2 separate regions of the Homo sapiens genome follow, and region 1 is linked to region 2. Evidence: read pairs that join two places in POLR2A ChIA-PET (ENCODE). Cell type or tissue: endothelial cell of umbilical vein. All regions are shown on one strand. Links, peaks and the distances in the headings refer to the core of each region. The heading gives the core; the rest is flanking DNA. Region 1 overlaps P4HA3 (prolyl 4-hydroxylase subunit alpha 3). Region 2 overlaps PPME1 (protein phosphatase methylesterase 1).

Evidence for each region. Peaks named below come from ENCODE experiments on the same cell type or tissue, not always from the same donor. Only the 100,000 strongest peaks of a DNase experiment are listed, where the experiment ranks them.
Region 1: POLR2A ChIA-PET joins it to region 2 with 8 read pairs; 4 of 35 experiments call an interaction of 5 or more read pairs at or near these places.

Annotation. Positions count from the first base shown.
Region 1 is chr11:74,283,158-74,299,538 of GRCh38, forward strand. It overlaps P4HA3 (prolyl 4-hydroxylase subunit alpha 3), which reads right to left. Exons shown (of 13, transcript NM_182904.5): 4 at 15,055-15,204; 5 at 5,922-5,973; 6 at 3,071-3,234; 7 at 2,652-2,828. Among named protein-coding and RNA genes, the nearest start is that of P4HA3-AS1, 20 kb to the right of the region's middle. In endothelial cell of umbilical vein, for the core only: no CTCF peak of the experiment used is centred there; DNase peaks (open chromatin) are centred at 5,174 and 6,004; H3K27ac peaks cover 1,882 bases.
Region 2 is chr11:74,182,061-74,198,441 of GRCh38, forward strand. All of the region lies in intron 1 of PPME1 (protein phosphatase methylesterase 1), which reads left to right. Among named protein-coding and RNA genes, the nearest start is that of PPME1, 19 kb to the left of the region's middle. In endothelial cell of umbilical vein, for the core only: no CTCF peak of the experiment used is centred there; no DNase peak of the experiment used is centred there.

The DNA.
Region 1 (16,381 bases), core at 2,827-6,826, 99 kb after region 2:
TCAGCAGCCCCAGAGAGACACTTCTAGGGGAAGGAAGTGTGCCAAGATCTGTGCATGCTAAATGGACGACATGGCCATGAACATTTAAATCAACGTCTCTGGGTGGGTCACTTCTCCCGTTACCATGGCAACAGGGCTGTTATAAGGAAAAAGCAGCTGCTGGCCAAAAGCTACTACTGCTGGCTCACTGCAAAGCTGAACCTGTTTGCTCCAATTCACCAGTGGGGCTTAATTATCTCAAAAAGCTTCTGTGCAAAGATTCTAGACTTTCCTGGAGGGGCTTTTAGATGAAATGATGATTGCCCCTCTTCTCCCTCCAATCCATGTCTGCTGTTACAGTCTTCCTTAAAAATCAGACATGATCATGCAACTCTCCCATTAAAACTGTCCAACAGCTCTCCTGCTGCCTACAGGATAAAATCCAAACTCCCCGGCATGGCATTTATAGCATCTGCTAATGGTGTCTCACATCTAGCTTCATTTCCTATCACCTCTCGCCCCCATCCCTTGCACACTTCAGCCACCAAGCTTCTGCCCAGTCTCTGAACATACCACATATCAGGCCCTTGCACATACTGTTTTGTCTTTCTGGAATACCCTTTGCTACCTTCTTTCTCTGATAGATGTCACCTCCACAGTGAAGCCTTCCCTGATTCTTCCTCCCTTCCCCATCTCTTCTTCACCCAATTGCCTTTTCTTTAGAGGAAGCCTTGCTTTTTTATGTGCATAGCACAACTCTCTGCCCACACCTCTATGATAGCATGTATCATAGTGTAGTGTAAATATTTGTTTTTCTCCATTGTGCACTAAGTTTCCAAGAGGAAAGAACCAATACTTCATCTCACTGTAAAAGCCCAGCACCCAGGCCAGTGTCTGGCACACAGTGGGCTCTATTCTGTTGACGAATGACTAATGGCTGCCTGGATGAACTGCACATGTTAAGGGCACAATGTCTGGCTTGACAGAAATAATTCTGAGACAATATCTTTAAAGAGGCAACATGCTTATAGAGGTGCATTTTTTCTTGTTAATATTTAGCACACTTCCTAGGGGGAGGATTAAATGTCCTCTTCCCATTGACATCCAGCTTGGCTTGGTGACTTGCAGTGCTTTCCCTGTGGAAGAATTAGAACCTTGCTGTTAACTGCAGTAGTGCCCACATGCTTTGCTCTGACCAGTGAAACATGGGTGGAAGTAACATCTGGCACTTCCATGCAGAAGCTTTATGAACCAGCTCATGTTTGCCATTTGTCTTTTTCCTCTTCCATGAGACTGGCAATGTCCCATACAGAGGCTGCTCTGTCAGGCTGGGTCTCCAAGTGAAGACAGTGGGATGGCTTCAATCAAAATTTAATCTAATCATGATTGTAATTTAATTTAATCATGATTGTAATTTAATTATAATCATAATTACATTATAACTAAATTTTTCCTTAAAACAGCCCTGTTGCCATGGTAATGGGAGAAGTGACCCACCCAGAGATGTCTATTTAGTCATTCATGGCCGTGTCGTCCATTTGGCATGCACAGACCTTGGCACACTTCCTTCCCCTAGAAGCATCTCTCTGGGGCTGCTGATGCCTGTCTGGTTTGTGGCTCTCCCAGGAATCAGCCCTGGGCTCACATGGTAGTGGCTCCCCCATGGAAACTGAAGACAGATGCCTCAGTGGCTTGTGTTGAATATCTGCTTCCTAGTCACTGTCCCTTTCCCAAAGCACACTCACTCAACACTTCTCGCCACATTCTGCCCATCTTTGGAGACTCAGTTGAAGCCCTGCACCTTCGTTGGGCCCGCTAGCCCTGATCATTCTGGCCTCCTTTGGTTCTTTTTATAACGAAATTATAATAATGATTGTAACTGAATTACAAAGTTTAATTTATAATTATATGTTATAATTTATAATTCATAAATGAGGCACAGAGATTAACAATAAAATATAATAATAATAATATACTGTAATAAAATTATGGGAAAATGACCTCTCTCTCTCAAAATATCTTATTGTACTACACTGAGAATAACTGAAACCACAGAAAGTAAAATTGCAAATAAGGGGGACTACTGTACCTCTAAGTTCTAGCTGTGGCTCTAGCTACATGTATGAGCTTAACAAGTCCCTTCCCCTCTCTGGGCCTCGGTTTCCTTTTTAACAAAATAATGAAGTTTAGCTTTCTACTCTAACTCTGTAAATTTGTGCTAGGATTTTACTCCTTGCCGCTGTCATTTCACCCTTTTCCCCACCTCTACCAATTACATAGAATGGTTGACACTTTTGAAGTGTTCTTTTTTATTTGTCTTTTTTTAGGTTAAACTTACATACAATGATATACACAGGTCTCAAGTGGACCATTTGGTGAGTTTTGACAAATGCATACAGCCACATGTACCACGTCCCTAACAAGATATTGAGAGCACATTTTCAATACCCCAGAGAATCCTCTTGTACATCATCCAGTTAATCCTTTCCCTCTAGAGGCAAGCACTATTGTGATTTTTTTCCACCATGGACTAGTTTTATGGAATGGTTGGCATTCTGAACTCCTTGGCTCTTTGAGGTGTCTAGTTGTTCAGGTTGCCTATTCTTACACTCCTGAACTCCAGGCATGTGAAGATGAAAGAGAAATTCTTGGCGGGTTCTCAGGACACTCACCCATGGTTCTGCAAGTTCTCTAATTTTCTGAGCCTCTGAGTCACTGACGAAGTCATGGTAGAGAGCAATGTAGGGCTCCAGGTGGATGACCTCCTTCCGGATGGGCTGGAGCAGCAGGTAGGCGTTGGAATTGGTCTCATAGGAACAGTAGAGGCTAGGGATCTGGTAGAGAGTGGGCTGGAAGGAAAGAATAGGATGAGCATAAGAGAAGAAGGGTCTAGGAGCAAAACTCAACTTAGGGGAACTATGGCATAAAAAAATTGGAATGCAAGAGATACAGAATGTGGTCACTCTGATGCTGCCCAAGTGAGCTTTATTGTTTTTAATGCATCAGCTCTATCCCCTCATGTTATCCCAATTCTAGCTTCTCAAACTCTAGCCAGGCCTCTCCCCCTTTCTCTTTCCCTGAGGAATCCTACCTGGGAACCCAGGGTCTGACATAGCCCCTCGTAGGTGTCTCTGGTCTGCAGGTGGGGTATATTGGGCCTCTGGATGACAGCCTCAGCTACCACGTGGTTGGGGCTCTCTGCCAAGAGCCTTTCATATTTCAAGACATTCCTGGCCATCCTCTTATTATCTGGGCCTGGAAGAAATCAGAGCAGGGAATATAAAATAGGGATTAACAAATACTGGCCCCAGGGAGTGCCACCAAGGTTTCCTCCAGCTTCACTGCTGCACAGGATGGGCAAGTGGATCTCCTGAATAACTCCTCATGTCAACACACAGGAGGATGCAAGGCCCTCACTCCCAGAAGACTACCTGGTATTTTTTTAAAAGACTGACTTGATCCTGGTAGATCTGAAGGTGCAAAGGGTTTTGGGAAGCAAAGTGGAACTTAAAACTCTTAGGCCAAGGGATCATGAAGATGGCTGCTCTGGGATACTGTGATGGTATATATGGCGAAGATGAAGCCTCATTCATTCATTCATTCTTTCACCCATCCATTCAGTAAATCTTCAGTGAACATCTACTATGTACCAGATACTGTGCTACAGGTTGACCTCTCAGAGTTTAGAGTCTAATGGAGAAAAAGGACATTAAATTATCACTTACAACAAAATATGATAAGTGCAATGAAAGAGAAGTCCAGAAAGCCAAAGCCTATTGCAAAAGGACCCAACCTATTCTTCCCCAGAGAATTGGAAGCTAATTCATTCTTGGCTCCACTAGATCTTTCAAATCTCCTAACTGGCCTAGACCCAGAGCAAAGAAGTATGGCGCAGAGGGACTCTAGACTTTGGCTCTAGACTGGATTCCCACAGGGCCCTTGGGAAACCCAATAAATCTTGTGTCTTGTTTGTGCCCACCTGTTTGTACCCACTTTGGCTGCAAGATGCCCCATGCATTGGCAGAGCTACCCGTGGCCTGCTGGCCTCTTTGCATGACTCTCAATGCATCTCAGAAGGAGATGCTGAATTGTTCTAATGCTCCCAAAGCATCTTTCTCTGAGGAGCCCAGTGTGCTTCTAACCACAACCATCACCCTGGCAAAGGAGGAAAGGAAGGGGCAGAAATTACCATTCTGTTTTAACAAGAGAAGAAGTGAAGTTTTGGAGAATGGAAATTATAAGCCCAAACCCCAGTGAAAATATTGCAAAGCCGGAAATAAAACTGGGAATCTCAACTTGCCATGTTCTATTATCCACCTATAAAAGCACAAAATTTGAGTGGATAGCAAAGATTTTAATAGATCAAGTGCAAATAAATAAAGAAGGGTTGGATTATAATTTTGTTTGTACCACTAATTACTCATGTGTTTGTAGATACACAGCTACTTCCTTATCCTATTGTTTGCTAATTATCAGAAGGGAATAATGTTACTAAATGGATTCATTAAAAAGTTTTGTATACATGCAATTATAAAGTCCTACATGAAATACTTTATAAATATTAAAACAAAATAGTGATTTTGTATCTCATTGTAGTATCTAAATACTAAATACTCATGCCTGTAATCCCAGCATTTTGGGAGGCTGAGGCAGGTGGAACACTTGAGGCCAGGAGTTTGAGACCAGCCTGGCCAACATGGCAGAACCCCATCTCTGCTAAAAATATAAAAATTAGCTGGGCATGGTGGCACATGGCTGTAATCCCAGCTACTTGGGAGCTGAGGAACAAGAATCACTTGAACCTGGGAGGCAGAGGCTATAGTGAGCCAAGATTATGCCATTGCACTCCAGCCTGGGTGACAGAATGAGACTCTGTCTCAAAAAACAAAACCAACAAACAAACAAAAAAACCACACCCCTAAAAGCAAAAGCAAAACAAAACAAATAAATACTGTATTAAAGAAAAACCTAGGAAGCTATCTACCACTAAAATGTTAAGCAAATACATACATATAACTTTGAGGCAAACATTTCCAAGCAGATACCTGAGTTAGGAAGCATCTCCCTCCTGTTTAACTCATTTTATTGTCAGCAAGAGACTCCCTGAAGGGGGGTGATGCTGAATTCTGTGACCTACTGGCTGGGCAGGATGCATGCATCACAGAGTGAGACCTGATTTAAGGGGAAAAACTGATATCTCCCTGTGAGCAGCTGAAGTGAGCAATCCTGCTGAGTCACTTTCCTTCTTGCGTACATAGTGCACACTGATTTCATTCATTCTTGGGTCTGCTTCCAAAATCTGGGTCTTTAAAATGTCTCTGAAGAAACTGGCTCCCACTCCTGGACTTTTTCCCATTGAAGCAACACTAATATATCATTGATTGGTTGGAAGAAGGAAGGGACAGGTTGATATCTTCTCAGCATTTTCCAACTAACTTAAAAATTTCCCCCTGATGCATTGAACAGCATGTAAGATTTCACCAAAATTTGAAATGTGACCTGGATTATGAAATTAAGATAATAAAGATAGGGCCAGGCACAGTGGCTCATGCCTGTAATCCTAGCACATTGGGAGCCCGAGGTTGGGGGACCACTTGAGGTTAGGAGTTTGAGACCAGCCTGGCCAACGTGGTGAAACCCAGTCTCTACTAAAAATACAAAAATTAGCCAGGTGTGGTGGTGGGCGCCTGTAATCCCAGCTACTCGGGAGGCTGAGGCAGGAGAATCACTTGAACCCAGGAGGCAGAGGTTGCAGTGAGCAGAGATCGCGCCACTGCACTCCAGCCTGGGTGACAGAGGGAGATGCCATCTCAAAAAAAAAAAAAAAAAAGATAATAAAGATAGATAGCTGTATTTCTCTTGCAGGAATTAAAGGCCAGGAGCAGAAGGGAGTTCCCCGTAAATCAGACCTGTGGCTGGCTTATCTTTTATCCATTACGTACTGTAGAGAAGAAACTCCCGAGAGAGGCTGAGGGCACACGAAACATTTCCTGCCTGTTAAAAAAAAAAAAAAGAAAAGAAAGCATTAACTTCACTGAGGATATCTCTTCTGAACAAACCATTAAATTAAAAAAAAAAAAAGATAAAATATTCTTACCATAAGTAGATAATAAGGCTCACTGAAAGGAACAGCAGACCAGAAATGCAGAGGATCTGTGGCCTCACTGCAAATCAGGTCTCACCAGTCTCCTCATTTACTAATGACTTATGACCACCCTTACCGGGCAAGGTAGGAAAATAAATGAAAATAAACCTTCTTAAAGTGCCCTCAAATCTTTTTTTGTTTTCTGTTGAATTGTTTTTTCTTTTAATTTTATTATTATTATACTTTAAGTTTTAGGGTACATGTGCACAACGTGCAGGTTTGTTACATATGTATACATGTGCCATGTTGGTGTGCTGCACCCATTAACTCGTCATTTAGCATTAGGTATATCTCCTAAAGCTATCCCTCCCCCCTCCCCCCACCCCACAACAGTCCCTGGTGTGTGATGTTCCCCTTCCTGTGTCCATGTGTTCTCATTGTTCAATTCCCACCTATGAGTGAGAACATGGGGTGTTTGGTTTTTTGTCCTTGAGATATTTTTCTGAGAATGACGGTTTCCAGTTTCATCCATGTCCCTACAAAGGACATGAACTCATCATTTTTTATGGCTGCATAGTATTCCCTGGTGTATGTGCCATATTTTATTAATCCAGTCTATCGTTGTTGGACATTTAGGTTGGTTCCAAGTCTTTGCTATTGTGAATAGTGCTGCTATAAACATACATGTGCATGTGTCTTTATAGCAGCATGATTTATAATCCTTTGGGTGTATACCCAGTAATGGGATTGCTGGGTCAAATGGTATTTCTAGTTCTAGATCCTTGAGGAATCGCCACACTGTCTTCCACAATGGTTGAACTAGTTTACAGTCCCACCAACAGTGTAAAAGTGTTCCTATTTCTCCACATCCTCTCCAGCACCTGTTGTTTCCTGACTTTTTAATGATCGCCATTCTAACTGGTGTGAGATGGTATCTCATTGTGGTTTTGATTTGCATTTCTCTGATGGCCAGTGACGATGAGCATTTTTTCATGTGTTTTTTGGCTGCATAAATGTCTTCTTTTGAGAAGTGTCTGTTCATATCCTTTGCCCACTTTTTGATGGGGTTGTTTGTCTTTTCCTTGTAAATTTGTTTGAGTTCATTGTAGATTCTGGATATTAGCCCTTTGTCAGATGAGTAGGTTGCGAAAATTTTCTCCCATTTTGTAGGTTGCCTGTTCACTCTGATGGTAGTTTCTTTTGCTGTGCAGAAGCTCTTTAGTTTAATTAGATCCCATTTGTCAATTTTGTCTTTTGTTGCCATTGCTTTTGGTGTTTTAGACATTAAGTCCTTGCCCATGCCTATGTCCTGAATGGTATTGCCTAGGTTTTCTTCTAGGGTTTTTACGGTTTTAGGTCTAACATTTAAGTCTTTAATCCATCTTGAATTAATTTTTGTATAAGGTGTAAGGAAGGGATCCAGTTTCAGCTTTCTACATATGGCTAGCCAGTTTTCCCAGCACCATTTATTAAATAGGGAATCATTTCCCCATTGCTTGTTTTAGTCAGGTTTGTGAAAGATCAGATAGTTGTAGATATGCGGCATTATTTCTGAGAGCTCTGTTCTGTTCCATTGGTCTATATCTCTGTTTTGGTACCAGTAACAGGCTGTTTTGGTTACCGTAGCCTTGTAGTATAGTTTGAAGTCAGGTAGTGTGATGCCTCCAGCTTTGTTCTTTTGGCTTAGGATTGACTTGGCGATGCGGGCTCTTTTTTGATTCCATATGAATTTTAAAGTAGTTTTTTCCAATTCTGTGAAGAAAGTCATTGGTAGCTTGATGCAGATGGCATTGAATCTATAAATTACTTTGGGCAGTATGGCCATTTTCACGATATTGATTCTTCCTACCCATGAGCATGGAATGTTCTTCCATTTGTTTGTATCCTCTTTTATTTCCTTGAGCAGTGGTTTGTAGTTCTCCTTGAAGAGGTCCTTCCCATCCCTTGTAAGTTGGATTCCTAGGTATTTTATTCTCTTTGAAGCAATTGTGAATGGGAGTTCACCCATGATTTGGCTCTCTGTTTGTCTGTTATTGGTGTATAAGAATGCTTGTGATTTCTGTACACTGATTTTGTATCCTGAGACTTTGCTGAAGTTGCTTATCAGCTTGAGGAGATTTTAGGCTGAGACGATGGGGTTTTCTAGATATACAATCATGTCATCTGCAAACAGGGACAATTTGACTTCCTCTTTTCCTAATTGAATACCCTTTATTTCCTTCTCCTGCCTGATTGCCCTGGCCAGAACTTCCAACACTATGTTGAATAGGAGTAGTGAGAGAGGGCATCCCTGTCTTGTACCCGTTTTCAAAGGGAATGCTTCCAGTTTTTGCCCATTCAGTATGATATTGGCTGTGGATTTGTCATAGACAGCTCTTATTATTTTGAGATACGTCCATCAATACCTAATTTATTGAGAGTTTTTAGCATGAAGGGTTGTTGAATTTTGTCAAAGGACTTTTCTGCATCTATTGAGATAATCATGTGGTTTTTGTCTTTGGTTCTTTTTATATGTTGGATTACATTTACTGATTTGCATATGTTGAATCAGCCTTGCATCCCAGGGATGAAGCCCACTTGGTCATGGTGGATAAGCTTTTTGATGTGCTGCTGGATTCGGTTTGCCAGTATTTTATTGAGGATTTTTGCATCAATGTTCATCAAGGATATTGGTCTAAAATTCTCTTTTTTGGTTGTGTCTCTGCCGGGCTTTGGTATCAGGATGATGCTGGCCTCATAAAATGAGTTAGGGAGGATTCCCTCTTTTTCTATTGATTGGAATAGTTTCAGAAGGAATGGTACCAGCTCCTCTTTGTACCTCTGGTAGAATTCGGCTGTGAATCCATCTGGTCCTGGACTTTTTTTGGTTGGTAAGCTATTGATTATTGCCTCAATTTCAGAGCCTGTTATTGGTCTATTCAGAGATTCAACTTCTTCCTGGTTTAGTCTTGGGAGGATGTATGTGTCAAGGAATTTATCCATTTCCTCTAGATTTGATAGTTTATTTGCGTAGAGGTGTTTATAGTATTCTCTGATGGTAGTTTGTATTTCTGTGGGATCGGTGGTGATATCCCCTTTATCATTTTTTATTGTGTCTATTTGATTCTTCTCTCTTTTCTTCTTTATTATTCTTGCTAGCGGTCTATCAATTTTGTTGATCTTTTCAAAAAACCAGCTCCTGGATTCATTAATTTTTTGAAGGGTTTTTTGTGTCTCTATTTCCTTCAATTCTGCTCTGATCTTAGTTATTTCTTGCCTTCTGCTAGCTTTTGAATGTGTTTGCTGTTGCTTCTCTAGTTCTTTTAATTGTGATGTTAGGGTGTCAATTTTAGATCTTTCCTGCTTTCTCTTGTGGGCATTTAGTGCTATACATTTCCCTCTACACACTGCTTTGAAGCTGTCCCAGAGATTCTGGTATGTTGTGTCTTTGTTCTCGTTGGTTTCAAAGAACATCTTTATTTCTGCCTTCATTTCATTATTTACCCAGTAGTCATTCAGGAGCAGGTTGTTCAGTTTCCATGTAGTTGAGCGGTTTTGAGTGAGTTTCTTAATCCTGAGTTCTAGTTTGACTGCACTGTGGTCTGACAGACAGTTTGTTATAATTTCTGTTCTTTTACATTTGCTGAGGAGTGCTTTACTTCCAACTATGTGGTCAATTTTGGAGTAGGTATGGTGTGGTGCTGAAAAGAATGTATATTCTGTTGATTTGGGGTGCAGAGTTCTGTAGATGTCTATTAGGTCCACTTGGTGCACAGCTGAGTTCAATTCCTGTGTATCCTTGTTAACTTTCTGTCTCATTGATCTGTCTAATGTTGACAGTGGGGTGTTAAAGTCTCCCATTATTATTGTGTGGGAGTCTAAGTCTCTTTGTAGGTCACTCAGGACTTGCTTTATGAATCTGGGTGCTCCTGTATTGGGTGCATATATATTTAGGATAGTTAGCTCTTCTTGTTGAATTGATCCCTTTACCATTATGTAATGGCCTTCTTTGTCTCTTTTGATCTTTGTTGGTTTAAAGTCTGTTTTATCCGAGACTAGGATTGCAACCCCTGCCTTTTTTTGTTTTCCATTTGCTTGGTAGATCTTCCTCCATCCCTTTATTTTGAGCCTATGTGTGTCTCTGCACATGAGATGAGTTTCCTGAATACAGCACACTGATGGGTCATGACTCTTTATCCAATTTGCCAGTCTGTGTCTTTTAATTGGAGCATTTAGCCCATTTACATTTAAGGTTAATATTGTTATGTGTGAATGTGATCCTGTCATTATGACATTAGCTGGTTATTTTGCTCGTTAGTTGATGCAGTTTCTTCATAGCCTCGATGGTCTTTACAATTTGACATGTTTTTGCAGTGGCTGGTACCAGTTGTTCCTTTCCATGTTTAGTGCTTCCTTCAGGAGCTCTTGTAGGGCAGGCCTGGTGGTGACAAAACCTCCCAGCATTTGCTTGTCTGTAAAGGATTTTATTTCTCCTTCACTTATGAAGCTTAGTTTGGCTGGATATGAGATTCTGGGTTGAAAATTCTTTTCTTTAAGAATGTTGAATATTGGTCCCCACTCTCTTCTGGCTTGTAGAGTTTCTGCTGAGAGATCAGCTGTTAGTCTAATGGGCTTCCCTTTGTGGGTAACCCGACCTTTCTCTCTGGCTGCCCTTAACATTTTTTCCTTCATTTCAACTTTGGTGAATCTGACAATTATGTGTCTTGGAGTTGCTCTTCTCGAGGAGTATCTTTGTGGCGTTCTGTGTATTTCCTGAATTTGAATGTTGGCCTGCCTTGCTAGATTGGGGAAGTTCTCCTGGATAATATCCTGCAGAGTGTTTTCCAACTTGGTTCCATTCTCCCTGTCACTTTCAAGTACACCAATCAGACGTAGATTTGGTCTTTTCACATAGTCCCATATTTCTTGGATGCTTTGTTCGTTTCTTTTTATTCTTTTTTCTCTAAACTTCTCTCCTCGCTTCGTTTCATTCATTTCGTCTTCCATCACTGATACCCTTTCTTCCAGTTGATTGCATCGGCTACTGAGGCTTCTGCATTCGTCACGTAGCTCTCGTGCCTTGGTTTTCAGCTCCATCAGGTCCTTTAAGGACTTCTCTGCATTGGTTATTCTAGTTATCCATTCGTCTAATTTTTTTTCAAAGCTTTTAACTTCTTTGCCATTGGTTCGAATTTCCTCCTGTAGCTCGGAGTAGTTTGATCGTCTGAAGCCTTCTTCTCTCAACTCATCAAAGTCATTCTCCATCCAGCTTTGTTCCGTTGCTGGTGAGGAGCTCTGTTCCTTTGGAGGAGGAAAGGCACTCGATTTTTAGAGTTTCCAGTGTTTCTGCTCTGTTTTTTCCCCATCTTTGTGGTTTTATCTACCTTTGGTCTTTGATGATGGTGATGTACAGGTGGGTTTTGGTGTGGATGTCCTTTCTGTTTGTTAGTTTTCCTTCTAACAGACAGGACCCTCAGCTGCAGGTCTGTTGGAGTTTGCTAGAGGTCCACTCCAGACCCTGTTTGCCTGGGTATCAGCAGCAGTGGCTGCAGAACAGCAGATATTGGTGAACTGCAGATGCTGCTGCCTGATCGTTCCTCTGGAAGTTTTGTCTCAGAGGAGTACCCTGCCATGTGAGGTGTCAGTCTGCCCCTACTCGGGGGTGCCTCCTAGTTAGGCTACTCGGGGGTAAGGGACCCACTTGAGGAGGCAGTCTGCCTGTTCTCAGATCTCAAGCTGCATGCTGGAAGAACCACTACTCTCTTCAAAGCTCAGTTGGAAATGCAGAAATCACCCGTCTTTTGTGTCACTCACGCTGGGAGCTGTAGACCGGAGCTGTTCCTATTCGGCCATCTTGGCTCCTCCCCCCGTGCCCTCAAATCTTAAAGCATGCAAAACCATGTAATTGCGGGGCGTTGTTGTTTGTTATATTTAATAATATAACTGAAGTTAAATATATTTAACCCAATGTGGAACTATAAAAACCCTAGTAAAAATATAATTTGTTCTCCAGATTCAGTTCTTCCCGGAGTCCACAAAGTTAGTGGAGGGAAGCAAAGAAAGAACTAAAATGGAAACATTGCCCAGTGCACAGGAATTAACTCTCCCTGCAGCCATTCAACCTTGGGCTCAACATAGTCAAAAGGAAATAGGGCTTTCCAGACAAATCTGGGGAACAGAATCCCGGATGGGTATCTAGCAGTCCTCTTCTGGGTGCTGCCAAATGATGATTAACTGATAGAAATGTATTTCATTCCAATCACTTTACTTTAGCATATTAACAATTCACTTCTAATGATAAAAGCAATAATAAGCACATTATGAAACATATGAGAAATGGAAAAAAATTACTACACCAAAATCCAGGGACTGAAGTACTTTGGATAATATATAGTTTTTACATAGTTATAAGCATATTTTTATACACTTCACATCCTGATTGTTTCACTTTACATTGTTATCAGGAGTACTTTGATGTCATCACATAGTCTTCACAGACAGCATTTTTAATGGCTGCATTTTATTCCATCCAGAAGATAGGCCACAGAGAACCTAACCATTCCACTACTGTTGGACAAATACATTGTTTCTAATTATTTGATATCATGAATTACTCTGTTCTACATTTAACAAGGAATACTTGAGTAATCTATGAATATCTTGTAATGTCAAATATTAACTCAAGGTCATAGCTTTTCAAACTCTTCGTGAGATGAAAAGAACCAAAATACAATTTCACATATTTCTAAAACTTGAGAGTCTTGTAATAAAGTAAAATTATATTTTACAAAGAACAAAGAGTTACTTTCAGTGTCTCAGTTAAGTTTCTTTGGAAATAGGTACACTAAGGAACATTAAATGAAAAGAGAACATATATATGTATGTATCATGTAATAAGAACTGACATTTATCCAGTAAGTAGCATGTGCCACGCACGCATTCTGTTAAGGGCTTTGCCTGTATTAGCTCACTCAATCCTCACAGCAACCCACTTGAGGTGAGCATCATTATTCCTCTTTTACAAATAAGAAAACTGAGGCCCAGGGAAGCTAAATAAGTTGCCTATGTTTTCACAGCATTTGAATCCAGGACTGTCTGATTCCAGAGCCCATAGCTTAACCACTGTACTCTACCATCTCTCATTATTAGCAGTTATTAAAATTTTTTTTACTAAAATATATAATGAAATAAAATACATTAAATTTTATGTGATAATGAAAGGTCCACAGGGACATTTACTTCTAATTTACTAGGGGGTGAGGAGGAACACAAACCATCTATAAGATAATGCCTTATGTGTTCTGTTACTGGGGAATAAAAACATGCTGTAAGACCACCAAGGAGGAAAGCCTGGGGAGTGAGGAGAACTCAGGAAGACTTCACAAAGTAGGTGACATTCGAGGTGTGCCTTGTAACATAAACAGGATTTCACCAGACAAAACAGGATGTGGAAAGCAAGTAGAAGAGAAATCCAAGCCATCAGAGTTAGAGGGAAACAAAACAAAACTAATCAATAATTGGGTACAACATTTGAAACTCCGTCTTTCAGGGTAAGCTGCTTTAGTTTCTCTTCTCTGAGTCTTTCCATGTCGAATCTCCATTTCCTTCCTCTATTAAAACTCAATTACTTCTCACCCCTTCCTACATCACAGTTACTCTGTTTGGCTTTAACACACAGCAATTTAGCAGGAGAGTTAGGAAGAGCACATACACAGTTTTTTTTTTCTTTTTTTCTTTTTTTTTTTTTTTTGAGATGCAGTTTCACTTGTTTCCCAGGCTGGAGGGCAATAGCTCGATCTCTGCTCACCACAACTTCCACCTCTCGGGCTCAAGCGATTCTCCTGCCTCAGCCTCCTGAGTAGCTGGGATTACAGGCATGTGCCACCACACCCGGTTAATTTTGTTTGTTTTTGTTTTTGTTTTGTTTGTTTTTAGTAGAGATGGGGTTTCTCCATGTTGGTCAGGCTGGTCTTGAACTCCTGACCTCAGGTGATCTGCCCGGCTCAGCCTCCCAAAGTGCTGGGATTACAGGCGTGAGCCACCACATCCGGCCAACACATACACAGTTTTACAACAAAGATCCATTCGCCAGGAACTTCCATGAAAGGAACAGGACTGTTTGCTGCACTGAGAGTAAATCTGTTTGGGCAGCAACACATGGGTTTGGAGCACCCACATCCTCCTCCCCTTTCTCAAGAAAATGGGGAAAGGAAAAAAAAGGTAGGGAGCAGAAATGGTTTACTAGTTTTGGAAACTCTAGGGAACTGGTTCCATGGAGATTTTTGCAGCCTACCCTTGAAGACTGTACAACTCGGGTGGGAAATGGGGTTAGCTATACAAAAGCTATACCTTACCCAGTTATTGGTTAGTTTTGTTTATTGGCAGCTGCTTTATTTAGGGAAATGAACTTCTATATAAGGCACAACAGGGAGTAAGTAGATCAACAGTGCCAAGGAAAAATAACACCTGGAGGAGGCACTGTGGCTGGTACTACAGAACAGTGACTCCAGCTCTGTAACCAGACAGGAGTCACATTACAGTTGGACTCAACTGCAGATGGGAAAAGCTCATAATCAAACTTCTTTGTCCATGGCAATATTATGGGTAATATCTGTGATGAATTATGAGTTGCTGAGAGCACAAAAGAGTGATCTACATTTATTATGAACCCATTAACTATTTGTGAATAAAGCAGCTGCTGCTACAGGTGACAAACTGCCTCCTACATGGGAAATAATGATTGTAAAGTAGTCAATGCATTGGAAAGAGCACTGGACTAACAGTCTAATCCTAGGTCTATAAGCTTTGTGACAAGTTAATAGTCTTTTGGAGATTCAGTTTACTCACATGTGATATATGGAAATGATAAAATAACTTCCCTGCTTGGCTCAGTTTGGTCCTATTGGGAAGATGAAACAGATGAAGACATGAAAATACTTAGAAATTGTAAAGCAGCTATAAAGGATTTCACTTAGTATAATAAAAGCAGTGAGCTTCACTTACTCCCTTACCCGGAAATAAGCAAAGGCCAAGTGATCCAAGGCATCTTCTAGACTTGCCTCATCCTCTGTCTTCCACTCTCCGTAAGATCCTCGGAAGAGACTGACAGCCTCCTCCAGCCATGGAATGGCATGGTAATAATCCCCCATGTCATAGGCCACCTACACAGAACACAAGTACCATCGCCAAAGCCTTATTCCACAGGTAGAAAAAGAAAATGACAATTCAAAGAATAAGAGGGACTTTGGAATCCAAGAAGGCAGGTTTTAATTTCAAATTCATTTTAATTCAATTTATTAAGCATCTACTATATACAACGCATTGTACTACGTGGAGAGGAGACATAAGGGTTCTTGCACTTAAGGAATTTATAATCTGAAGGAAAAGAGAACATGACCTCAATTAACTCTAATTTGGGACAGAATATCATGAGTGCTCCAAAGAAAATGTATACTATGCTGTGGTGGCACAGGGAAGGGAGGAGACTTGGGAATCTCAGAAAGCTTCATGCAAGAGGTAGCATCTGAGACAGGCCTTCCTTGAAGAAGGAAAAGGATATCAGTGAGCAGAGACTGGGAAGAAAAGCATTTTAAGATGAGGGAATGGCAGCAACAGAAATCTAAAGCAAGAATGTGTTCAAGTAGTCCATCGTGGCTGTAGCTAGGGTGAAGAGAAACAAAAAGTAAACTTGAAACAGCAGCATGGGCTAAGCAAATTACAGTCTTGAATGTCATATTTTTAGGAAGATATTGCTGGTAGCAATGTGAAGAATGGATTACATTCATTCATTCATTCATTTATTCAATATTTACTAAGTATTTTCTATGTGCCTAGTGGCCCTGTCCTGTAAGAGCTTAAATCAAGACGGGGCACATGAGTAAGCCAATAATTGTAACACAATGCATTAGACACCATAATGAAGGTAGACATGGGAACGCTATGGAAGCTCAATGGATCTGTTCTGTATTAAATGCTGGAATGCTGGCAACATGGCAACACGTACCAGACACAGCTCCTGTCTCCTCATAGTTTACAGTTAACTAGAATACCAGAACTGCAAGTGGAATTTCCTGGAAGTTGATATTGGAGACAACATGGAACTGTAAAGTTACAGACTAGGAAGAACTCTTACAAAATGATCTAATTAGGGTGTAACTTCCTGACAGGGAAAAATCCTAGAGATATTGCAATTCTGCAGCCTAAACAATAAATCATTTTTCCTTCAAGTCTGCCATTAACCTGTTGTTTTATTTTTCTGCACCTCAAGTCCTATTTGTAAAAACGTTGAGCTGAAAAATGCTAAAAATGACTGAACTTTTCATGCCAAGTTAATTTGTT
Region 2 (16,381 bases), core at 4,571-8,570:
TGTAGTTTGCCAACCCAGTTAGTTCTATACTTCTACTGTCTTGTAGTAGAAGGAAGGTAGGTTTTAAAATCAACAAACTAGGATTCTCTTCCTGGCTTTACTACTTACCGCTTAACTGGTGCAAACTTGACTTTATTTTTTTTTAAATGTAGATAATAATGCTAGCCTCATAGAATTTTTGAGGAGAAAATGAGATGATTTATGTGTAGAAATATTATTTAAATTGGAAAACTGTCTAATGGAAACTTACTGTATTTCCTCAATTCTAAGATACATTTCTTTTTTACATTTAAATTGATAATGTCTTTTTTTTTTTGAGACAGAGTTCTCACTCTGTCACCCAGGCTGGAGTGCAGTGGCATGATCTCGGTTCACTGCAACCTCTGCCTCACAGGTCCAAGCAACCCTTCTGCCTCAGCCACCCGAGTAGCTGGGTTTACAGGTGTGTGCCACCACGCCTGGCTAATTTTTGTATTTTTAGTAGAGACAGGGTTTCACCATGTTGGTCAGGCTGGTCTCAAACTCCTGACCTCAAGAGATCTGCCCACCTTGGCCTCCTAAAGCATTGGGAGATAGTGTCTTAACAATGCTGTTGGTCAGGTAACAATTCTAACATGGTTCTCATTGCCTGAACATAAGTGAACACCAAAACCAGAATCAAAATTTACAAAACGTATACATGTTGAGAACTTCTTAGAGGTAAAACTGGACTGCTCTTTTAACCACTAGGAACTGAATGCTTGTGAGGAGGCGTGGGTGTTCAATCGGGTGGGTTGAGCAACATTCCTAAAGTGAGAGTCAAAAGTAAGGCTGAGGCCAGGCACCATGGTTCATGCCTGTAATCCCAACACTTTGGGAGGCTGAGGTGGGAGGATTGCTTGAGCTCAGGAGTTCAAGACCAACCTGGGCAACATAGCTAGACCTTGTCTCTACCAAAAAAAAAAAAAAAAGTACGGGCTGGTGCAGTGGCTCACGCTTGTAATCCCAGCACTTTTGGAGTTCGAGGTGGGAGGATTGCTTGAGCCCAGGAATTTGAGACCAGCCTGGGCAACATAGTGAGACCACATCGCTACAAAAAGTTAAAAAATTAGCCAGGCATGGTAGCATGTCCCTATAGTCCCAGCCACTGGAGAGGCTGAGGTGGGAGGATGAATTGAGCCCAGGAGGTTGAGATTGCAGTGAGCCATGATCGTGACACTGTACTCCAGCCTGGATGACAGAGGGAGACCCTGTCTCAAAACAAAACAACAACAAAAAAAGTAAGATAGCTCTAAATAATTGTAAAGCTGGCATATGAACTGGTGTTTAGTTATATGAAACATTCCATCACCAATGTTCTTGTGAGGCACAGAAAACTATATTGGTCCAAGTGATTCAAAAGAGAGTGGGACTCCAACTATGAAGAAATGGTCAGGAATACCTTAAGTATTTTATTCTGCTTTCATTTATATATATTATATATATGTCTCCATAAGTAATATATAATGGATCTATATAAGTGTAAAAGAGCTATTTCTTCTATAGAAAAATAGAATGAATTCTTTTTTATATAAAAAATGTAAAATGAATTCTAAGTGATAAAGTATTGTGTCATACTTGATAGTTCTTTTTCTTAGTTTTTCATCTTACAAATTCTTTTTCTTAGCTTTTCATCTTACAAATTGATGGTGCCTTGTACATACTGTATTTCATCTATTCTAGCAACAAGATTGTGATCTGCTTGTTTAGTTTTCTTAATTGTAAACTCCTTTTGTATGTTATTTACTTGTCCTAAGGCAGTTAGCATTTAGGAGCTCAATAAACATTTGTTGAGTGAATGAATGACACTCAGATGCAATGGAAACATCACATTTTCCCAATAGCAATAGTTTAGAATTGTCCATCCTGAATTTAATAGAGAAGTAAATGGGAGGGAGGAGCCATAGACTTAGAGTGAAATTTAAAAAATATGATTATTGAAAGCTTGCAAAAATGAACTCGTGCCCTATTTATATTCTTTTGTGATTCCATATTTATATCTCTCTGTCTTTATTCTTTTAAGAAATATATCTTAGGTGGCTGTGAGGATTAAATTTGTATAATGCTTATAAAGTGCCTAGTACATATACATGTCTAGCTTGTTTCATTTAATCCTTTTCATTCCTTTAATTAAACAGCTTTTCCTTAAGCATAAGAACCATTGTTCATTATATATAAAAACCACTTTTAATTGAGTTTTTCTCTGTTAATTAACTGAACTATATTATTAGCTGGGTTTCATAAAAAATGGCATTTTAGCATATTATGGATAAGTAGGCTTGGGAGTGGAGCTACTCATAGAATTTACCAATATTTTATAACACTGTTGGGAGAAATGTGTCTTGGTATTCCCACCATCAACTCATTTTTAAGTTGGAAAATCTCTATACTAACATTTTTTCACTGATTATTGGGAATTCTAATCTTTTGTGGGTAATTAGAGGATTTGTACTTTTGCCTCTTCCCTAACCAGATTGATGTTTAGTAAGGGTGGTACTTTAAATTTTTATAGCATTTGATTTAACAAAATCTTCACGCCAGATATCATCCTTGTGAATCCTTTTCCCATCTAATTATATTAACATGTGTTCCACAAGAAAGACTGGGTGTGCCGTTTATGAGCTCTGATGGATTATTTCATAGCCATAGTGTACAGTGACTGTTTACCTATTTCCCCCCTGCATGAGCTCTTTGAAGGAAAGGACTAAATTTTAATCAATGGGAACTTCTAGTCTGCTTGTTTCCCTAGTGCCTAGGAAGTATATCAGGGCCTGCCATGCAGGATGTACTCAAAATGTCTCTTCAATTGAATTGAGATTAAATTAGCTGCTTATATAAGCAAATTGTGACTGGAAAGAAGCTCTGAAATGATTGCCCTAATGATATTTACTGTTTGCTTATGAAGTATGTCTTTTTTTTTTTTTTTTTTTTTTTTTTTTGAGACAGAGTCTCACTCTGTCACCCAGGCTGGAGTGCAGTGGCGCAATCTCAGCTCACTGCAACCTCCACCTCCCGGCTTCAAGCGATTCTCCTGCCTCAGCCTCCTGAGTAGCTGGGATTACAGGCACATGTCACCACAACCGGCTAATTTTTGTATTTTTAGTAGAGATGGGGTTTCACCATGTTGGTCAGGCTGGTCTCGAACTCCTGACCTCGTGATCCACCCACCTTGGCCTCCCAAAGTGCTGGGATTACAGGTGTGAGCCACCGCGCCTGGTCTGAAGTATGTCTTTTATTCTAGATCATCATGACATTCAGATGAGTCTGGGGAGGGGATCGTATGGCTGTTGGTCTGAAATATACTTCATTAGAGGCTTTTATATGAACCTCATTGGTTTTTAAACTTGAAACCTGCTTGTTTTCTTGCTGTTTTGGCAGAATAGTAGCTTACATAAATGCTGACTATTGGGTAATGCCACACACGTTGATTTTGAGGGTAAGCAACTGCATTAGCCTTTGCAAAACATCAAAAAGTCTGTATTCTGTCTGTTCTCTTGCTTTCATTAATGGTGTTTCAGTGGCTTTTTTTTTTGTTTGAGGCCAGATCATTTTAGAAAAGTTGTCATTATATCTTTTTTTTTTTTTTTTAACTTTTCGAGTTGTAGAAAAAGAAGTTAATAATTATGTTGTTTTCCTGTTGGGTGAAAGGTGGAAATAAAATTTAGAAAATTTATTTTCTAATTTAGGCAAAGTACAATTCTTTATTATCAAAGGTATAAGATTACACCTGTTCTCCCTGTGCTACAGCAGTCTGTGTTTATCCATGCACTTTAAGCAAAGTATATTTTTATGTGGTCTGACTCAGCAGGTTGGAAGTTCCTATGGCTTAAGTATCTTATCTGAAGATGGTTTTAAGTGAGGTAAGGTTTCATTTATTTGCTTGAAAGCACATCATATATTGGGCTGTACGTGTCCTGTTCTGCTTAATGCAAGACATTTTGTGAAATGCTTCTGTTTCCATTTTTGGATTCCACGATGCTCAACACAGAAAAGTAATAGTAATGGGAGCTAGGATTTTCAAGCACATGGTAAATCAGTATTTAATAAATTAGAACTCTTTAAGAAGGCCTTCTGTATTCTCTGTCTGTGAATGGCATCAGGAAAACTTGAGAGTTTTCCTTGATTCTTCCTTCTCACTTCACTCTTCAGCTCCCTGTGATCATGATCATAATAGTTCTAAACCTTGACTTTGTTCTTAGTCTATATGGTGCTCAACCTTGCTACAAGGTTCTTCTCCCAATCATTACTATCCCTACAGCAGGAACCAGTCCTCTTCCTAGGGATTTTCAGGGTGTTCATTGCCAGCTTTGATGATTTCAAGAATGGGGAACTTAATATTATTTTGAGGATAGTATTGAAAATGGTAAGGAAATAACCCTGAGAGTCAGATTCTAGCTCAGCTACTTCCCATGGTCTTAGACAAGTTATTTAAACTCCATTGGCCTTAGTTTTCTCGTTTGGAAAATGGGGATAATAATAGCTACCCCAGAGGCTTGGTGTAGAAATTAATTCCTGTGTTTATCTCCATTGTCTCCTCAAATTTCATTAAGTTATAGTAATTTGGAAAAAGGAATAAAGCTAAAGGACAAAGAAGAGTAGGGATATAAGATGCTAACAAAATTTAGGAAGCTAGAAAGCAAGTTGATAAATATTTAGAAGAGAAAACTGAAAACTACTTGTAGAAAGAGAATGAAAGTGCAAGCTAATCCATATCACTATCCTATAAAGGCTCAAGAATTCCAGGTACTAGGTGCCTGTGAAAGGGGGCTTAGAGTTTTCTTCTAAGAGTTTTCTAGTTTTGGCTCATACATGCAAGTCTGTGATCCATTTTGAGTTAATTTTTATGTATGATATGAGGAATGAGTCCAACTTCATTCTTTTGCATGTGGATATCCAGTTATCCCAGTATGATTTAATTGAAAAGGTTTCTTTTCCTATACAGTTATCTTGGCATCCTTGTCAAAAGTCAATTGACCATAAATGTATGTGTTTGTTTTTGAACCCTCAATTCTATATCATTGATTTATATATCGATCAGTATACTGGTACTACACTGTCTTTTGATTACTGTAGCTTTTTGTAGTAAGTTTCGAAATCAGGAAGTATAATGTTTCCAACTTTGTTCTTTTTTAAAAAACTTATTTTGGGTCCCTTGAATTTCCATATGAATTTTAGGGTGAGTTTGTCAACGTCTGCAAAGAAACCAGGTGTAATTTTGATAGGCATTGCTTTGAATCTATAGATCAATTTGAGAAGTATTGCCAACTTAATAATACTCAGTGTTCTAATCCATGAACACTGGATGTCTTTCTTTTTATGTCTTTTTTAATTTCTTCAACAGTATTACATAGTTTTCAGTGTTTAAATCTTGCATTTATTTGGCTATATTTATTCCTGCATATTTTATTCTTATCAGTGGTATTGTAAATAGAATTGTCCTCTTGATTTTATTTTTGGATTGTTAATTGCAAATTACAGAAATACAATTGATTTTTATATATTGGTCTTATTTTCTGAAACCCTACTGAAATTGTTCCTGTGGTTTTTTTAGTGGATTCCTTAGGATTTTGCCCTACACATTTTAACATGTATAGGTAATATACAAGTCCAAGTTTAATCAATATCTCTGCTGTTCTTCTGAAATAATACAATGACTTTAGCAACCTGTGGCAGGTGGAATAACAACATCCCCAGGATGCTGAGGTCTGAATCCCTGGAACCTGTGAATATGTTATTTTACATGGCAGAGAGGAATTAAGGTTGCAAATGGAATTAAGGTTGCTAATCAGCTGACCTTAAAATAAAGAGAATATCATGGATTATTTGGGTAAGCCCAGTGTAATCACTGGTGTCTTTTAAAGAGAAGGAAACAGAAGACCAAGTCAGAGCCTGAGAGATTTGAAGATGCTGTGTTGCTTGCCGGCTTTAAAGTGGAGGAAGAACCTGTAAGCCAAGAAATACAGGCTGCCTCCAGAAGCTGGAAATGGTATTTAGACCTCTCAATCTGGGCACTAGACTAACTCATTGCTACTATTCTGGTTATTGCTTATAGGCCTTTGTAGTAGACATATCTAGAATCGTGAGTTCATATTGATATTTCTTCCTTTTTCTCTTTTTTTTTTTTTTTTGAGATGGAGTCTCGCTCTCACCCAGGCTGGAGTGAAAGTGGCACTATCTCGGCTCACTGCAACCTCCGCCTCCCGGTTTCAAGCAATTCTCTGCCTCAGCCTTCTGAGTAGCTGGGATTACAGGCGCCTGCCACCACACCTGGCTAATTTGTGTATTTTTAGTAAAGATGGGGTTTCACCATCTTGGCCAGACTGATCTTGAACTCCTGACCTCATGATCTGCCTGCCTCGGCCTCCCAAAGTGCTGGGATTACAGGGGTGAGCCACTGCGCCCAGCCCATACTGATATTTCAAAAGGAAGGACAAAAGGAATCAAGCGTTCACCCTGACATTTTCATTTCAAAATTAAGATTATAGGGTTTTTTACTTTTTTGATTTTTATATAATTATCTCTTCCCTTAACAACGAAAGTCTTGGTTCCTAATGACATTAACCTAACTACCTATTTGCTTTATCCAAATATGTATGTATATGGTGCTCAAAATAACAAACTGTGCTACCATTAAAAATAACCAACAATATGATTACTGAATACTGTTTAAAATTTATTTTCAGTTCTTTTTTTTCCTTAAAGTATATTTATCCCACTAAAGATGTGCAGTCAAATAATTGTTTTTAAAGTCACTTGGAATAATTCTTAATACACCATTAAGGTAATTTGTTCTCTTTTATGTTAATTGTGGTAATTGATTTGTACAAAGTGTTTAACATGCTTATAAAACAAAAATTATTTACATGACTACAATGTTGAAGTATAAAACAATATATATTCAGGAAAGTATAGCTTTTTTGTTTGTAATATCCTACAAGTAACTATTTTCATTAGTCTCTGCTTTTATCAATGCACTTCAAAATATGTAAACATACAGTTATATTTCCCCCTTACATAAAAGATAACATTGGCCAGGTGCATTGGCTCACACCTGTAATTCCAACACTTTGGTAGGCCAAAGCAGGCAGATCACTTGAGCTCAGGAGTTCAAGACCAGCCTGGGCAATGTGGTGAGACCCTGTCTCTATTTAAAATTAAAAAATATAATAAATAAATAAAATAGCATACATATGGTTCTGCATATTGCTTTACTTATTTATTTATTTATTGAGACAAGGTCTCACTCTGTCACCCAGGCTGATGTGCAGTGGCGTGATCATGGCTCACTGCAGCCTTGACTCCCTGGGCTCAAGCTGTTCTTCCACCTCATCCTCCTTAATAGTTGGGACTGCAGGTGTGCACCACCGTGCCCCCTAATTTTTGTATTTTTCATAGAGACAGTGTTTTGCCATGTTGCCTAGGCTGGTTTCAAACCCCTAGGCTTAAGCAATCCACCCACCTCGGCCTCCCAAAGTGCCGGGATTGCAGGCATGAGCCACTGCACCTAGCTTGCACCTGGCTTGCCTACTGGTTTTTAAAATTTAAGATATTCTAATCACTTCTTATTAGTACACAGAAATCTTTTCCATTATTTTCCCTGCAGTTGCATAGTATTCTGTTGTATGGACATAACCCAGTGTATTCAGCCAGTCTCCTGTTGATGGCCATTGGGTGTTTTTCATCCTTTTCTCTTTCAAATAGTGCTGAAATGAGCAAAATTTACTCATATGTCATTTAGTATTTTGGGGGTTAGGGCCACTTTTAAGATAATTGTCTTTAATGTTCTACAGTTTTACCATAATGTATTACTTCTCTTTAAATCTTGTGATTCACTGGGCTTCATGAATCTGTAGTTTGATGTTTCCTCAGTTCTGAAAACTTCAGCCACAGGTTAAACATTCCTAATCTGAAAATCTGCACTGCTGCAAAATCTGAAACTTTTTGAGTGCTGACATGACACAAGTCAAAACAGAGCAAGAAATGATGTCAGTTTATAAAATGAGAGACAGACTTTCAAGACAAAAACCATTGTTAATGAAGCAGATGACTGGAAAAAAATTTTTAGAAAGCCACCTAGCAGCATGCATTCTCATCCCTAGAGGACCCACCTTCTGGTCCCTTGATAGGGTTAGAATGTTTGTCCCCTCCAAATCTTACATTGAAATGTAATCACCAATGCTGGAGGTAGGGCCCAGTGGAAAGTATTGGGTCATGGGGGCAGATCCCTTATGAATGGCTTAGTGCTATCCCCTTGGTAATGAGTGAGTTCTGGTTCTGAGTTCAGTCGAGATCAGGTTGTTTAAAAGAGAGTGGTGCAGATCCCTGCTGTCGGCTCCCACTCTTGCCATGTGATGTGGCTGCTCCAGCTTTACCTTCCACCGTGATTGTAAGCTTCTGAAGCCCTCACCAGAAACAGATACTGGTAGCATGCTTCTTGTACAGCCTGCAGAACTCCAAGCCAAAATAAACCTGTTTTCTTTATCAATTACCCAGCCTCAAGTATTTCTTTATAGCAGTGCAAGAATGGACAACACAGAAAATTGATACCGAAGAGTAGGATGTTGCTATAAAGATAACTGAAAATGTGGAAGCAGTTTTGGAACTGGATAACGGGCAGAGGTTGGAAGAGTTTGGAGGACTCAGAAGAAGACAGGAAGATGAGGAAAAGTTTGGAACTTCTTAAAGACTTGGTTAAATAATTTTGACCAAAATGCTGATAGAAATATGGACAGTGAAAGCCAGGCTAATGAGGTCTCAGATGGAAATGAGGAGTTTATTGGGAACTGGAGTAAAAGTCATCATGTTATGCCCTAGCAAAGAGTTTGCCTGCATTGTGTTGTTCATGCCATAGGAACCTGTAAAAAGTTGAACTTGAGAGTGATCAAGAGTATCTGGCAGAAGAAATTTCTAAGCAGCAAAGCATTCAAGAGGTGACCTGGCTGCTTCTCACAGCCTGGTATCAGATACAGGAGCAAAGGAATGACTTAAAGTTCGACTTTATAGGCCAGGTGCACTGGGAGGCCAAAGTGGGAGGATTGTTTGAGTTCAGGAGTTTGAGACCAGCTTGGACAACATAGTGAGACTTCGTTTCTACTAAAAATAAAAGAAGTTATCAGCTGGATGTGGTGGTATATGCCAGTAGTCCCAGCTAGTCCAGAGGCTGAGGCAGGATGATCACTGAAGTCTGGGAGATTGAAGCTGCAGTGAGCTGTGATCATGCCACTGCACTCTAGCCTGGACAACAGAGTGAAACCCTGTCTGAAGAAAAAACAAAGTTGGTACTTATTTTAAAATGGGAGCAGACTGTAAATGTTTGGAAAACTTGCAACCTGGCCCTCTGGTAGAAGAGGAATCCAGGAGGGCTTTGGAGTAACCACTTACTAGAGAGATTTGCATGACTAAAAGGGAACCAATTGTTAATATCTAAGACAATGGGGGCAAGGTTTCAAAGTTGTTTCAGATGTCTTTGGGAAGGTCCCTCTCATCACAGGTCCAGAGACCTAGGAGGAGAGAATGGTTTCAGGGCCCAAGCCCAGGGCACTGCTGCCCTGCTCAGCCTCAGGACTCTGCACCTTGTATCCTGGCTACTCATGCTCCAGCCAGGGCTCAAAATGCCCCAGGCACAGCTTGGGCCGCTGCTCTAGAGGGCACAAGCACTGTAAGCCTTGACCACTTCCATGTGGTTGGTAAGCCTGCATGCACATAGAATGCGAGAGTGAGGAAGGCTAGGTAGCTTCTGCCTAGATTTCAGGGCATATATGAGAAAGCCAGGGTGCCCAGGTAGAAGCCTGCTGCAAGGGCAGAGCCCCTGCAGAGAAACTTTGCTAGGGCAATGCTGAGGGGAAATGGGGGGTTGGAGCCCCCGTCAAAGACCCCACTGGAGCGTCACCTAGTGGAATTGTGGGAAAGGGGCTGCCACACTTCAAACCTTAGAATGGTAGAGCCACCGGCAGCTTGCATCCTGAGCATGGAAAAGCTGCAGGCACTCAGCTCTAACCTCTGAGAAAAGCTGGCAGGGCTATACCCTACAAGCAATAGGTAGAGCTGCCCAAGGCCTTGGGAGCCCACCCCTCACACCAGTGTGCCCTGGATGTGGGACATGGAGTCAAAAGAGATTATTTTTGGAGCTTTAAGATTTAATGACTACCCTGCTGGGTTTCAGACTTTCATAGGGCTTGTAGCACCTTTCTTTTAGCCAGTTTCTCCATTTTGGAATGGGAATGTTTACCCAATGCATGTACCACCATTGTATCTTGGAAGTAAATAATTTGTTTTGGTTTTACAGGCTCATAAGTACATCTCAGGCTGCTTCCACCTTATAGGTGGAAGGAGATGAGTCTTAGATGAGACTTAGGACTTTGGACTTGATGCTGAAACAAGTTAAGACTTTGGGGGAACTATTGAGAAGGGGTGATGGTATTTTGCAATGTGAGAAGGAGATGAAATTGAGGGGCCAGGGGCAGAATGATATGGTTTGGATGTTTGCACCCTCCAAATCTCGTGTTGAAATGTAATCCCCAATGCTGGAGGTGGGGCCTAGTGGGAGGTGTTGGATCATGGATGCAGATCCCTCATGAATGGTTTATTGCCATCACCTTGGTAATGAGTGAGTTCTTGCCCTGAGTTCTCTCCAGATCTGGTTGTTTAAAAAGAGTGTGGCACCTCCCCCTTCTCTTGCTTCTGCTCTCACCTTGTGACACAGATGCTCCCACTTCACCTTCCACCATGATTATAAGCTTCCTGTGGCCCTTACCAGGAACAGATGCTGGTACCATGCAGAACCATTAGCCAGTTAAACCTTTTTATAAATTACCCAGTCTCAGGTATTATGTTACAGCAAGAACAGACTTAACACATCCCTCAGCTGCTTCTGATGTTTCTTCTCACCTAAAAAAATAAAATACCGTGTTCAGTAACTTTTTAATCAAACACAACATTGTAGGTGGGAGACTGAAAGCCTGCCATTGTTGGTTGTTGCTTTTATTTAATAACTGGTAGAGGTGTTCTGTGATGTTACTGTGCTGGTTGGTTACCCTGAGTACATTATGTTTTTTCACTGTATTAATGGTATGTTGTATCTTTTACTGTTAAGTACTTATGTGTGAATAAGTGTAATAAAAATGATTATTAGTAACGTGTAAGTTCAATCAGGAATGATGGTGATGCCAAACAACCATAGATTTTCCACATGGGTGGCTAAGATAGTGACACCGTTGCTTTCTGATGGTTCAGTTTACACAAACTTTGTTTTGTGCACAAAATTATTAAAAACATTGTTTAAAATTACCTCCAGGCCATGTGTATAAGGTCTTTATTAAACATAAATGAATTGTGTGTTTAGACTTAGGTCCCATCTCCAGGATATCTCATTGTGTATATGCAGATAATCCAAAATTAAAAAGGAAACAATAAACTGAAATTTGAAACCCTTCTGGTCCCAAGCATTTTGGATGAGGGATACTCAACCTGTACGGCCTCTTCAAATACTGCTTTTATTTCACTGTCTTTATTTCCTTTCAGAACTTCAGTTTGACATATTTAAGACTTATTTACTCTTCCCTTCATATTTCTTAACTTTTGTATTTTCCATCTTCTATTTGTATTTTGGATTCTAAATGTATCTAGATGTATCTGAACAAATTCACTACTAGTTTACGCTTCTCCTTAGCTGTGTCTAATATGTTAAACTTGACTATTTGTTTTTTAATTTTAATTCTTTTCATTCTAGGAGCTTGTTTCAAGTTTCTGTTCATTTAAATGTGTTAAGCAGTTATTTTATATTGTATTTGATAATTTCTTTATGTGAACTCTTTACAGGTCTGTTTCCTCACGTATTTTATGCTTTTTGATTGTGAGATGGTCATTTGCCTTGGAACTTTCTTAAAGTTCTTAGTCCTAGAATGAAGATTGATTCTTCAAAGAGGATTTGCCTTTGTTTCTCTTGGGGGTCCTGAGGGCACTACCAGTTGGATCCACTTTACATTCTCATCTTGAAACTTCTTGGGATATGTAAATGATATGTATTTAGCTCCATATCAGTTTGAGAGCTGTCTTTGTTTTTTCTTGCTTCTCCCTTCTCAATGCTAAGTTTTAAGACAGGCCTTTTTTTATTTTATTTTTTATTTTTTAATTTAATCCTGAGATTGTGGTAAGAAGCAGAAAGTTAATTCTGTTTCAGCCTTTCACTGAGCTTATGATTCTTTGGGATCCCAGCTTGATGGAGAAAGGTTTCCTACTGGGCTCCGCAGCAAGACTTCCCACCTCGGGCTTTGTGTCCTGTTCTGTGTGCATCGCAAAACTTCAAGTTCAGACAGTTGGCAAATGCCATCAAGGTAAAAGCCAGATTTAATGGTCTAAGTGCCTCTCTGGATTCCCACCTTACTTAACTTTTGACCTGGGTCTTCCCTGTTCCTTACTTTCTTGCCAGCTCATCTATGCGTTTAAGAAGAACGAATGACTATATAATTACAATATATAAGATCATTATATATAATTATTTAATAATTATACACTATGATTGTATAAATATAACATCTATTTATATAATATTTTTCACACAAATACTTACATATAATTTTAGCCAATATTTCTCAAGTTGGATCTATTAATTACCATAGACAGAAGCAGTCCCTAATATAAGATGTCTATACTCAGGCAGACTGTCAGTCATTGTGTGAAAATGGGGAACGCTATTTTCAACATGCAAAGTTTCAAAATTAATGTCCCTTTCTCATGAAGCTGATGGAGGATGTGTTTCATCAAAATAAGAGACTACAACAAGAAAAATATGGGATATGGGATAAGGGATTCAACACAGGTGAAAGGCAAGAAGAATTCCTGAGATGATACTAAATTGTTAGCAGTTCATTATATCAGACAGCAGGCAGTCCTATTTGGAGCAGATGAATGGAGGATGCCAGAAATGGAAATTTGAGTGAAAAATAGACCTGGTAGATTATTTAATGTGAATGACCAAATATTAAGAGAAGTTTTACAGAATTCAAAGGCTTTATTTGTTTAAAATTGTGAAATACTCATACAGAAAAGTAAAGTATATATGTACAGTTCAAAGAATAATAAATTCTCATGTGTCCGTCACCTAGCTTAAGAAATAAAACATTATCAGCACCTTAGAAACCTGTTTGTCTCTCCTCGAGAGCATCTCTGTTTCCCACACTGGTATTGAATTGCATGATAATCAGTGCCTGGCTTTTCTTTATTGTTTTACCACTTGTGCATGTATACATTAAAAATACATTATTTAGCTTTGCCTGTTTTTGAACACTATTATTAATGGAATTATACAGGATTCAGTCTTCTGTGCTTATTTCTTTCTCTAAGTATTTTTCAGATTCATGTACTTTTAAATTTATTTTCACTGCTATGCTATATTCTATTACCCAGATACATCACAGTTTGTATATTCTATTGGTGATGCATATTTAGCTTGCTTCTTATTCTTTGCTTTTATAGACATGTGTCTACAAACATTCTTATATGTGTGTTTTGATGCCTATGTGCAGGAGGTTCTCTGTAAAGTAAAATTACCAGGTTGAAGGACACCTGTCTAATTTTATTAGGTGATGCCTTACAGTTTTCCAAATAATCTTCCCTGTTTCCTTGTTAATACCTGTTAATGTCTGGCTTCCTATATTTTGTCAACATGATGGATGTGAAATATGATACTTCACTGTAATTTAAATTTTATGTATCTTAAATTGGAAACCTTTTCATATCTTTATGGGCTGTTTGTGTTTCCTCCTTAGGGAAAAGCATATTAATGTCTTTTGCCTATCAAAAAGTTTTGGGAAACAGTTAGTGACACTTTAATAGAAAACTAAGCAAACAAAATTAAAAAGACAATTATTCTGGAAAAAAGCAAAAAGTTGTACAAGAAGTACAATTGGTATACCATGTGGCTCAACTATAAACAGTGTTTCTATAATGACTAACAGGAAGTACTTACTAATAATCACTTTGCAAAGCTTACAGTTGAAGAAATTGAGACAGATTAATTTGCCAACAGTCACATAGCTTGTAATTATTGGAAATGAAATTTAGACTAAAAGAATCTGACTTCAGAGCCCATGTTCTTATCCATGAAACTATGCTTATTTCTCTCTGTATGTAGCCATAGTATGAAAATGGCATATAGTTTAATGAAAAGGATTTTATTTTAATGAAGTTCAAGTCCTGTGTCTTTTTTATCACTTCTGCTTTGGGTGTTGTATCTAAGAAATTGTTGCCTAACCTAAGATCACAGAGTTTTACTCGTTTTTTACTTCTCAGAGTTTTATAGTTTTAGCTCTTGTATTTAGGTTTATGATACACTTTGAGTTAATTATGTATATGGTGTGAGGAAGGGGTCTGGATTTGTACTTTTGCATGTGGATATCCAGTTGTCCCAATATCATATCCCCCATTGAATTTATCTTGGCCCCTTTGTTGAAAATCAGTTTGTTACAGGAAAGGGGTCCCAATCCAGACCTGAAGAGAGGGTTCTTGGATCTCACTCAAGAAAGAATTCAGGGCGAGTCCACAGTGCAAAGTAAAAGCAAGTTTACTAAGAAAGTAAAGTGAAAGAACAGCTACTCCATAGACAGAGTAGGACGTTCCCGAAAGTAAGAGGAGGAACATATCCACTCTAAGTATAATGCTTGTATATATGGGGAGATGTGTTCTGCTACAAGGGTTTGTGATAAAGGATTAATTTCTTAATTAACTATTTTTGCAAGAATGGATATTATAAACTTTAAAGCAAAATTAGGAATGCCTTTGTTCTCCAGATATCAGGATAGCTGGAAGCTCCCAAGTGTGGGTCTGTTTAGTAAACATTATTAATTTGTTCCCTTAACCATAAACACCTAGAGGCTAGGAATGCCTAACTTTCTGAGAATGCAGCCCGGCAAGTCCCAGCCTCATTTTCCTAGCCCTCAGTCAAAATGGAGTGGCCTGGTTCAAATGCCTCTGACAAATTGACTATAAATACTAGTTTATTTCTGGACTTTTGATTGTATTTAGGTGATCTCTATGTCTGTTCTTATACCTGTACCACAGTCTTGATTGGTGTAGTATCCCATTCGCTTTTACTAGAAAGTTTATAAGGATTAAGTAAGGATTATTAGCCTCAAAGCTATTTAATAATAGTAATAAATATTTATTGAGAAACCCAGCTAAGTGCTTTATGCACATTAATTCACTTCAGACTGTCAACAGATATTAGTCATTGATGTGTATCAGGCTCTGGGCTGGGAATACATCAGTGAACTAATGGAGAACCTTCTTGCTCTAATGGATCTCACATTAGTGGTGAATTAATTGGGGTGACTGGAGGATAATAACAAATATGGGAATAAGATAATTTTAGAAAATGATTAGTTTTATGATAAATAGAACTGACTAATTTGAGAGTAACCAAGAGATGAAAGGGCATCTTTGATCCTCATAATAACGCCTATAAAATTGGTACTATAATCCCCTAACATGAAGAAACTCAGGCTTACAGAACTGAAGTGACTGCCCAAAGTCCCATAGTTTAATAAAGGCAGAACTGGGTTGTGAAAATAAACCTTTAGTTGGTAGCAAATGGAAAATGAATTCAGGTTCAGGAACTGATAAGAATGCAGTATCTCCTAATTCCTTTTCTCTTTCTGCTGGAAATAGGTTGTTAAGGTCAAATTATAGGCTAAGGGTTCTTAATTTGGGATTCGTAGATAGGTTTCTTGAAACCAGTGGAATTATAGCAAAATACATGTGCATGCATGAACCCTCTGGATTGAGGGTTCATAGCTTTCATCAAATTCTGAACATGGTCTGTGATAATAGCAAAAGATCCATAAACACATTTGATTCATGTGACTCAGGCAGATACCATATTTTCTTTGTGTCTTTCACAGCACCACTTTGTCTCCTCTCTGTCAAACTTCTTCCTTTGGCAATAGGAGGGGGGAGGAAATTATTTATTTATTTTGTTAGGTTTGAAATAAATTGTATTCTAACGTAAAAAAATTATACAGTTACCTACCAGAGTAGATTTTTATTTATAAACTGTAGGACTTAATTATTAATTTCTCTGTTCAAAACTTTAAAATTGACTTTGATTCTGCTGTCAATCATCTTTCATATCTTGAACATTCCCAAGATTTGTTCATTGCCTTTGAAAGGTCATTCTATGTTTTCTTGCTTTTAATTCCATTGCCAGTTAAGTCTCCCATTTTTTTCTCTTTTTTCTTTGTCAACCCTATTAACTGATCCCATCCTTTTCTAGCCAGGTTATTGCAACATATTTTTTCCCAGAATCAAGTCCATCTTGTGCCTGTAACCAGATTGATCTTTCTGAAATACTTTTATCTTTACATTTTAT